Regions from separate parts of the Homo sapiens genome. Here region 2 is linked to region 1. Evidence: chromatin loops called from intact Hi-C (ENCODE). Cell type or tissue: Caco-2. All regions are shown on one strand. Links, peaks and the distances in the headings refer to the core of each region. The heading gives the core; the rest is flanking DNA. Region 1 has its middle 48 kb from the start of BTBD3-AS1. Region 2 overlaps BTBD3-AS1 (BTBD3 antisense RNA 1).

The links. Peaks named below come from ENCODE experiments on the same cell type or tissue, not always from the same donor. Only the 100,000 strongest peaks of a DNase experiment are listed, where the experiment ranks them.
Region 2: a loop joins it to region 1, with 2.0 times the contacts of the local background. A loop is called at or near these places in 1 of 110 quality-filtered maps.

Annotation. Positions count from the first base shown.
Region 1 is chr20:11,963,830-11,969,216 of GRCh38, forward strand. No RefSeq gene overlaps it. Among named protein-coding and RNA genes, the nearest start is that of BTBD3-AS1, 48 kb to the left of the region's middle. In Caco-2, for the core only: no CTCF peak of the experiment used is centred there; a DNase peak (open chromatin) is centred at 3,086.
Region 2 is chr20:11,909,750-11,915,136 of GRCh38, forward strand. It overlaps BTBD3-AS1 (BTBD3 antisense RNA 1), which reads right to left. Exons shown (of 3, transcript NR_186407.1): 2 at 3,565-3,927; 3 at 1-758. It also overlaps a transcript of BTBD3 not described here. Among named protein-coding and RNA genes, the nearest start is that of BTBD3, 5.4 kb to the right of the region's middle. In Caco-2, for the core only: a CTCF peak has its summit at 2,788; a DNase peak (open chromatin) is centred at 2,753.

The DNA of each region.
Region 1 (5,387 bases), core at 240-5,239:
TTGAGGCCTTTTTTATTTTCAACCCATCTAAGGCAGGAGATGTAAATAATACTTGTGTTCTTTGCCTCACCATTTATATTATTTCTTTAATTTAAAAATGATTTTTGAAAAGCAGTAACAATTTCTCTATATCTTAATTATTAGGTAATTTTGATCTTTCTACCTTTTTTGGTTCTCCTGGAATTTTAGGAGGCTTCTGGCTGGGACTTACATGAAGAGGCTAATTTAGTGCCACAAATGACTCCATCTCTCTGCCTTCAAGTAAAAGAAGCAGAATCACCTCTGCAAGAAAACAAAATAATTCTGCATCACCTTGGTTGGTTTAACACAGGTCTCTTGCTTATGAAATGCACACTTACCTTTGACATTCTTTTTTACCGAGTACTTCTAATCATCAGTGAAGTTTTTTAAAAAGACACTGCTAAATGTATTCATATCATAAGTAGGAAAAAATCTGACCTAATTTTTAAGATCTACAGTTACTGGAGGCTTTGTGAGGACTTTAAAGGGCTTTATGGATTGAAATTATGAAAGCCAAAATTACTGTATCACTCTGTACATGCATTTTCCTGTTTTCTCCTCCCAACAAGATTCTAATGAAAGTATTAATACTAGTCCTATATTACAGGTTTGAGAAAATTGAGGCACAGAGGAGTTAGAAACTTGTCCAAGTCACATAGCAAGAAGCAGGAGAGTCAAAATTTGAGCCCAGAAACTCTACATTGCAGGCTATATACTTAACCATTATGCCATCATGCAATAAAGTAAATGATTGTCCTGTCTCTAACCAAATGATATTAAGTCCTTTTCTATTCCGTGGAAGATCCAGAAGCCATTACTAGGACCATGGAGGTAGATTGCAGCTCAGTATACAAACAAATATGTATCCTAACTTTTTAGAGTTGTCTAACAACAAAAGGTGGTGTGAGGTAGGGGTTCCCAGATATGATTGAACATCACTGATTCAAGAACTTAGGCCTCAGAGACTGGGTTCAAATTCTTACTCAATGGCAGTGTCTAAGGCACCTAAGTTATTTTTGGCCTCAGTTTCATCTTAAGAAATAAACAAGCAAAAAGTAGGAACAACTCTAGGTAATTACGTGTTATTGTGAGGACAGAGTGACATATTTAAAGCTCTTAACTCATTATAGGTCACCAGCAAGGATTCATTTCCTTTCTTCATCTGCCTTAGGAGTTGTCCAATAGAACTTCCAAGTGATTTTACAGGAACTTGAGTGGTAAGAAGAGGTATTTTTGTATCAGGAAAAGGATGGGTTGAGCTACATGGTACTAAAAACATCACCTGGTGAGCTTGTTAGATACACAAATTCATGGCACTACTTCTGACCTACTGAATCCAATCATCTCTGGGTGGGGCCAGAAATCTAGTCTCAAGGTGATTCTTATGCTTCTTAAACTTTGCAATGCACTTGCCTGGATGACCTCCAAGGACTCTTACTGCTTTAATTCTGTGGTTCTGATTTATCCATCCCTCGCCACCACCCATCTAATAATTGCTCCTGTTTGCTGAATACCTCCTTTGCTCAGACATGTGAGTAAATTCTTTGCATGCATTTGTTTAATCTCTACACCAATGGAGTGGCATTATGATCATCCACACTATACAGATGAGGAAACTAAAAAGTTAAGGAACCTGCAGACTAGGATTCCAATGTGAATCTGTCTGGAGCTTCATAGCTACAAAGCACTCTGCCAAACGAATCCCTCCAGAGGGTCCATCTCTCAGAATTCCAAGAAGGACTCAAAGGGGAGCTATTTGTCTTTTAAATTCTCTTACTTGATAGTGCAAGGAATGAAGAAATTAATCTAATGATCCCAGACAAGTCATAGAAGGCTTGTGTGGAAGGTCATTGGCTGATAACCTGAATCCTCTCAAGATTAAACAGTGCTGGGAGGATATGGGGCTGAGGAGAAGAGGGCCAGGCACTCTCTCCCAGGGAACTGCTCAGCGAGGAGCCACCTGGTGGGTGGAAGTGCTGCCTTAAGTGCCCTGCAGTTGAGACATCCAGCTGTAGATAATTATTTTTTCCCAACTATAAATAAAATGATCCTTAAGAAGAATAAAAAGGAGAAAAGCAGTTGGGAAGCCTCATGTATACTCTCCCCATCCACTGCATTGGATGATAAAGCAATGAGTTAATTTTAACCATTTCCTGCCACCTGACACCTTTTCTGCTGGTAATGTGTCTGTAAGGAACTGGTCTCGAAGCAAAATTTATGGTCAGCTAAGCCCGGAGAAGAGGTGACTATGTGCACTTTCCTGCTCTGTGGTCCTGACAAGGAAAACCCACAGCACAAATCTACAGTTTATTTTGTGCGGGGAGAAAGACCTTGTGTCCCCTCACCCTGGAACCCCTACCTCCGCTTTGCATGTGCTTCAGCCACACAGATGTATGCTTCCAGCACTGGCCTCCTGCCTGGGCACTGCTCAATGTAAGTGGGGCCTCGAGATATAGACAATGATCAGGATTTCAGATGATTTGAGAAGGAAGTCCCCTGGGCCCAACTCAAACCACCTCCAGCACCAGAATTTCACAAGCTGACATCAGTCCTTTGGTGAAGCATTCTTCCTCTTATAAAATGAAAAATATGCCTGGAATGAAAACACACCAACCCTCCTCTCTCATTTGAACCATTATAATCAAAAAAGTTATTTTTTTATGACTCGATTTTGATGGGTTTGGGGACAGAGACTACAGAAGCCATGGATATGTGCTGTTCAATGTGTGGTTTCCATCAGCAGCGCTGCACCTCCTGGAGCCTGGAAGAAATGCAGAGTCTCAGGTGCCGTCTCCCACCTCCTGAATCAGAATCTGCATTTTAAAACATCCCCAGGTGATTGTGTGCATATTAAACTTTGGGAGGTACTGATCTAGATGTCTGAGACTGAAATGGCACCACATAGTAGTCATGTGGGGCAAGGAAAGAGGCCCAGAGATCGTTTAGCCTGGTGGGCAAACACATAATCTAGAAATGCAGACAAAATCCTCAAAATGCATGCAGAGCAGAAAGCAGCTGAGAGATCAAGATGTAATCTCTAACCATGGGTCAACATTTAGGTCAATAGCAATATCTCTTGGTGGCCTCTTAGGGACGGAGCCCTGGACTCTCAGTGAGTAATAACAAACAAAGGTAAGAATAACAAACAGAGGTAAGAATGGTATTGCCTGGTTGACATCTGCTAGGCAACCTTCCACAGCAAAATTCCAGTTAAAAATTTCAAATGTGACTGTCTGACAAATTGTCAGACATCATATTTTCTACCCGAAACCTATTTTGGTTTTCAGTTCCCACTGAATGTTGTCCATGAGGTACTGAGCCAAATGGTGGGCTTCCCAGACCCTTATCTTGATGCCTGAGAGTCTGAGAGTCTCCAGGTATTTGAGTCTAAAGGTGAAGAAGGATCATTGTCCTGGACACTGTAGATGGGGGAGGTCCAGGAGGGTAGAGCCTGGGCTGAAGACTGGGGACACTGTGTTATGTTTCCTCTGGTTAATTCAGCCAAGCCTGCCACAAACCTGTAGGAGAAACTATTGATAGTTGGCTTTGGGAGGCCAAGATGGGAGGATCACTTGAGCCCAGGAGTCTGACACTTGCCTGGAAAACATAGTAGGACCCCAGTCTCTACCAAAACAATTAAAAAATTATTCAGACATAGTGGTATGTGACTGTAGCCCCAGCTACTGGGGAGGCTGAAGGAGGAGGATCACTTAAGCCCGGGAGGTCAAGGCTGCAGTGAGCCATGACTGCTCCACTGCACTCCAGCCTTGGTAACAGAGTGAGACTGTCTCAAAAAAATAAAAATGAAAAAAGAAGAAGAAACTTGTCTGTGTGGGCCATGTTGCCTGTGTTGCCTGTTATTGTGAATTGGAGAGAAAAGTTTAAATTGTCACATATTTGTTTCTAAAACATTATTATAAATAAGTAGTTCAGCAATTTCAGTAAAACCTCATAGACTTTACACTCTTCAGCTGAGGATGGATTTAGGTTCCTCAGTCCCAGCTCCACCATCAGCTACTTTGTAGCTACGATCTGAAGCATGCATGGGTGGGAGCTGAAGTCTGCAGGAATCCATAGCGCATCTTCTGTGAAGGGAGGCAACTTTGTAATTCAGATCACACTCAGGATGATGTGGGGTTCCAGGTTAGGAAATATTCTCTTCCATGAAATGGAACACATGTATACGATAATTTAACATCAATGGAAATGTCGAATCCTAATGAGATACACAGAGACTGCTCTGGTACCTATGGAACCGCATTGCAAATCTCCACAATGTTATCTACATAGAATATAAATCTCTTCACCACCAGGCCCTGATGCGTCTCATCCAGTTTAAAATTCTTGAAGATGATTTTATCATTCCCCAACAGTGAGGAAGAACTGGAGACCCTGGTTGGGGAGGGAGCAATTTATAGAAATGAAAATAGATAATTAAGCTTTAAACTAAATAAAATAGATAAGAACTAGTTACTGAGAGAATTCAAATGAGGCAATTATGTGCTGCAGAATCTCAGCAGGTCTAGATTTTCAGGGAGAGGCAAGCTTTCTTGTTTATAAGCAAGTCTCTTATTACACAAGGTTTAATTGGGGATGCTAATACCTGTATCTCTTCGCAGTCATGATGTCTCATCCACAGTAAACCCCAAGCATCTATCGGCAACATCAGCATTTGGTGGTCTGTAGAAAGGTCTCTATTCAAAAGCATGGACCTTTTTATCCTAACGTCTTTTCTGTATGTTCCTAAGGAATTAAATCCATCTCAATCTTCACATTCCATCAGTGTCTCATTTACTCAGGGACTGTTCTAGAGACAGGGCAGATCCTGAACTCCTAGGGCTTACATTCCACTGGAGGAAACAACCAAAATACATGTAATAAATCTACACTGAAGGTATGAGAGGGAAAAGGACACTAAGACATAGTATAACTAAGGTAGGTAGGTGACTGCCTGTTACACATGACAGTCAGAAAGAGGGAGGTCCAGACAGAGAGAACAGCAAGAGCAAAAGGCCGAGGCAGGGATGAACTCGGTATGTGTATTTTTCTTTTTAACTAATGTTTATAGCACTTATCAAACACTGGAAACTGACCTAAATAATTTGCAAGGACTAGCTCCTTTAATCCTCATAAAAACTCTGAGTTAAATACTATTATTATTTGTAAAATGCAGTATTTTATAAGAAAGTTGAGGCACAGAGAGTTTAAGTAGCCTGCCCAAGGTCACACAGCTGGCAAGTCATACAGCCAGGATTCAAACCCAAGTCTGACCCCAAGGTCTGCGCTCGTAACTGTTTTGCCAGTGGTTCCCAAACACTGCTGCACGTTGGAACCCCCTGGAAATCTTCAAAAAAACAACAAAACAA
Region 2 (5,387 bases), core at 283-5,282, 54 kb before region 1:
TTTCTATGTGGTTTTGCAAAACAAAACAAAACAAAACAAAACAACAAAATAAAAAGCTTTTTCTGGCCTTGCCTTTCCCAACCTGTCCTGTTCATTTTACAGTGAGCACAATTTAAAATCTAAGATAATTGATATAATTCAGGTGTTTGGTGTTGATGGCGGGGAGGCAGTAAATTGAAGGACAGGAGAGCAGTGTTTATTTCTAAGCACTGAGTGACTAAAGGTATAGAACTTAGTTGTGGATGTTGGGGAAATTTGGCTGTGATACTTGGAACCTCACTAATAATCAGGACTGATGTAGAATATCTGGTGATTTGGGAGTTGTCTGGATTCTTTCTTCCCGTCCCATGTGTTCTTGGAAAAGGTGTTTTTCCCAAATAGAACAAGATACTCTTTGGTTAATATGTGAGAGAAGCTTTTGGACTTTGATGATCTGATGGAGGAGATGTTCTTGGTGACTATCTTTCGAATATCAGAAAAAAAAACAAAAAAAACTAATACTAGCCAAAGTAAAACATATCTTTGGAAACACTTTCCTTTTTCTTTGACCGAAACATATTATTTTCTTCTTCTGTTATTTAAAGCCAACAAATGACCTGGAGAAAGCCACAGCAATGGTTGGGTGAGGTTGTTCCATTCCAGCATTCCCAGTAGGATTGATTGAAGTCCTTTGTTGGAACAGCCCCATTCAGGCCTTTTTGAAAGGGACCTCCTGAGCCTTGATTTTACTTTTCTTTGGATAGACTATTTTCAAGTACCTAGTAGAAAGTCATATATATATATTGGGATCATTGTATTATGATAATGTTTCTCTCTCTTAAGCTAACATTTTAATATGGATTCTATTTGTTTGAAAGTAAGCAATATCTTCTAATGAGTCATTTAGCTCCATATTTAACCTATGTATAAAGTAGTTGTAAGTTAATAAATCTTGAATTGATTGATAAAATATCTTTAGCAAATATTACCCAGAGAGTTACAGGCTTATACTGATCAGTTTTATGTACATTTTATGTACAATTGTGTGGCATGAGAAAATACTAGAAATGCATTATATTAATGCTGGAACTCTTACCAGTCCTGGCAATGCAAATTCTCATTTTGAGATTTCCATCTAGATATTCTACCATATCAATGGTTGTCATAGTAGCAGTCTCAATTGAGAATTGTGATTATATACTTTATCAAATAACTACTTGATGAAAGCTCAATTATTCTAATGTAGTTCAGCCAGAATTCTGAGCCATCATCTTGCCTGGTTAAGGAAATAATTAAGCAACCTAAAAAAAAGATTTCTTTCTTTCTGTTGAATTGTACAAATTTTACCGTATTTCACTGACTGTAGGGTGCCATCAGGTGTAAGACATGCCATTACTTTATGTACTGCTAAGAAAGGAAAAAAAAAAGCCTAATAGTTACACTCATGAGATGGCATCAATTAAAAGACACAAACCAGTTTCAGAGATGTTAAAGTGGCGAGGGTGGGGGAGGCACAAGGAATCTACAGTCCATAAAATATGGCACTTACATATGTACACAGAGTTTTAGTTGGGTATTGGTCATAATCATATTAAAATGTAAAGAAAATTATATTAAGTAAATAACTATTTCTGGCAAATATTATACAGATTTTTTAAATCCTAGAAACCTATAATTGGAAAAGATAGGCGATCATGTAGTCAATACACCTGAGGAAATGTACCATGAGATCATCTAGAGCAGAGTTGTCTAACCTTTTGGCTTCCCTGGGCCATGTTGGAAGAATTGTCTTGAGCCACACATAAAGTATGCTAACACTAAGGATAGCCCATGAGCTAAAAAAATTGCAGAAAAAAAAAATCTCATAATGTTTTAAGAAAGGTGGCGAATTTGTTTGAGGCTGCATTCAAAGCCATCCTAGGCCTCTTGCAGGGCCGCAGGTTGGACAAACTTGATCTAGAGTATGTAAAACTTAGCAATTGGTTGCCTTTTTTTATTGAAGTATCTTCAACTTTACAAAAGAAATTATAATATTCCTTTAAATAGCCATCTTCAGAGTATCTCCTGGTAAACTTTATATACCCCTTTTCAAGATCACTTAATGTATGGAAGAGAATAATTTGGGATTTAGATGAGTAGTTTAGTATTCCAAACAAGGTGCACACTGAGACACAGTGTGTATGTAAGAGCTATAATCGTCAAATGTCATGGTAAGTGCCATATGGAATTTTAAAAAGAATCATCGTTCCCTGCCTTCTAAGAATTACCACATTCTACCTTTGGGCATTCCTCCCCACCCCCCGCTCACCCCAAATCTAAAGTACAATTCAAGGTTAACTGGAGCTCTGTGTGGTGAAAAGGTGGCTTAATGAAACTGACCATGAACCTTATACTGTGGACAGCACTGAGGTATGCCTTGGCCAAATACTTGGCCTTAGTTATCAACCTTGGTGCTGGAATTCAAACTGGGTCATTGTCGAGAGAGGCCAAATTGAGTTGCTAGTGAGATATGGCTGGGTGGCTAGATGGGCTCCTTGCAGGAGGCTGTCTCAGGAAGTGGGCACAGCAGTGAATCAGCCAACAGGTGGCCTCATGGAGGTTTGAAGTCCACAATGGGCACCCAGCCTGAAGTGTGGGTTCAAGTGCAGGTTTGGAAATAACACTGTGGGATTTGGACATTGGGTGTGGACCGGATCACAGTGCACAGCACAAATCTTGCTTATTATTGAACCTTCCCTGCAAAATCAGATTCACAGCAAAATGGGACCTGCTTGGCCCATAGGTGGGGCTAGAGGAAGCCTGCAGATAGGATGAAATGTCAGTAGCTGTGCAGTCTGAAAAGAGTACAAGGATGAGGAGCTAGATTAATCTTTGAGATTTTGTGTTTTAGATGATTGCATCACAAACGTTTCCTGCTTTGGGCACAATTGCTGCTAATGGTGAGAACTTACCTTTGTAGACTGTTTTTAACTAAAGTGCTTTCACAAAACATATAATCTTGCCTTCACAATAAACCTGAGGGAGAAGCTGGGTCTAATTACCCCATTTGGCAGATGTGGAAAATGAGGCTCACAAATACTGACCTTAAGGTCACTTGTTGTTAGCTCTTGCTTTTTTAGCTATGCTATGCTTCCAGCGCTTGACTCCATATTTATTTCCAAATTTAGAAAGCATATATAGTCTGTTTTCCAGCAGCTTCTGCTGACTTTGGGGACTGCCAACATTTTGTTGCTTATCTTTTTACCTCCCAAATCAAAAGCATAATTTTTGCTCAGTATTGAAGGGACAAATAAGCAAAAACAAAACACTATTCCCTCATAACTTACCAGATTAAACTACTCTCCTCTGTTAGGTTATGTTAATCATTTTTGGAAGTGATAGGTATTTCTTCAGTCTACCTTACCTTGTTTAAACCTCTGTTAACCTCACTGCTGTTGCTTTTTAGCGGCCTTGTAGTAAACCATGTACAAGTCCAGACAAGGAGTCCAGAGTTAGAGCAAGTTAAACAAGAGTTGCCAGCATTATTAGTTGTTGACATAGAAGTTGGTGTTAACCGTGAATAGCTGGTTTCTAACTTTATTTTACCTGGAGAGCCTCTTCTGTTTTTGAGCAGCGTCCTCACTGCAGTTCCTTCCTTCCATCTCATTCCACAAGTATCCTTTCAGCATTCTTGCCTGTAGTGTGCCCCTACAGGGGTGCAGACTACATATGTTCATGGTTTTCATCTTTGTAAACTTTAAAAGAAAGCTCTTCTTTTAAAGTAGATTAGAAATATGACAATTGAGCATTCTGTAAGTGTGTGAGGTAATTACTGTGAGTGAATATTAGAGTGAATGAAGCAAACAACATGACAAGCCAGGAGATCCGCCTCGTAGTCCAGGTGTTGCCCCACTTCTTTACTGTGGAATTTTCACAAACCCCTTATACTTCTGACACCAGTTGCCATACCTGTGAAAAAAGAGTTGCATTAAATGATTTCTGGAGTCCCGTTCAGTTTCAAACCTCATTCAGGTCTGCAAAGTGAATATGTCAGATTGTATTAAATAAAGGTAGGATTGCTGACAAACCTTCCAGTGGTGAAAAGGATGATCTAAGTGAGCTTAAATTCTGTGGATAATTTTGTTATTATTGGGAATTGAATGGAAATAGGTTAACAGTGATTCAGCTTTCTGGCAATTATAAAATCAACTGAAACACACTATTATTAGCTAACTTTTTAAGTTTGGTTTCTAGTCTTGCTCACCGCCGTATGCCCAACACCTAATACACTGCATAGTCAGTATGTTTTATTTTGGGAATACTTTCATACAAACTTGATGGACTTCTTGGCCTATTTACCTCATTAGGGCAGACAGCTCTAAAATTCAGGAAGTGTAGAAACAAGTGATAAAATGCCTATTGGAAAGAAATTTTAGGAGTAAAATGTAGCAGTAGACATCAGGCTGCTATCCTTTTTTACCCTTCAACCCAGTGGGTGATGTTTCTGGGTTACAGACTCAACAGATGGAGTTTTAACTATTTATGTTTAATCAAGGAGGAAAAGAAGCCATAATTTGTATTTAATGTAGTAGACTATAGAAATGAAAGAATAAAGTGATACCAAAATTTTGTATATTCAAATCAATCTTATAGTTTTATAACATTTTAACCCTAACATTTTATTGTATTTTGGGTTGCAATTACTCATGGCAGATGAAAGCCATGGCTTCTCTTTCTAGAAAAATAAATGCACACATACTGCCAATTTCACCGACAGCTTGAGGAGTTTCATGAACTTGCCATCATCTGGTGGTCCCTAGTCTGAATTCTTGATAGAAAATAACCTAGTATGTTCATGTATACATATGTAACTAACCTGCACATTGTGCACATGTACACTAAAACTTAAAGTATAATAATAATAAAATAAAAAAAAAAGAAAAGAACCTAGTGTGTTAAACCTTAAATGCCCTTAGAAATAACCTAGACCAGTGTTTCTTAAACTGTGGTCATGAGATCAGTTGAATGGATTATGACCAACATTGAAAAGAAAAGAAGAAAGAAGAAAATAGAAAATATCAGAGTGTATATCATAACATGCTAAGAGTAGGTTTTGTTTTTTGAGCCATGTCTTTCCATTTGTATGCCTGTATGTGTGTTTATGTTTAGTACTAAGTCAGAATATAAAATGCATTTCTTACTGTGGATTGAGTGTAAAGTTTGAAAAACATTCATTCTGGGTGAATCTCTTTCATCTTATAGCTGAGGAAAACTGAGGCCCTTAAAGGCTAAATGATTTGTTCAAATACTCGCCTTTCTCTATTTTAAGTGGCCCAGCCAGGACTGAACTAGATTGGTTGCTAATTTTACCATGCTACATTGCTAATTTGTTGAAATACAATTGTGAAGTAGACCATTTAAAAGTACTA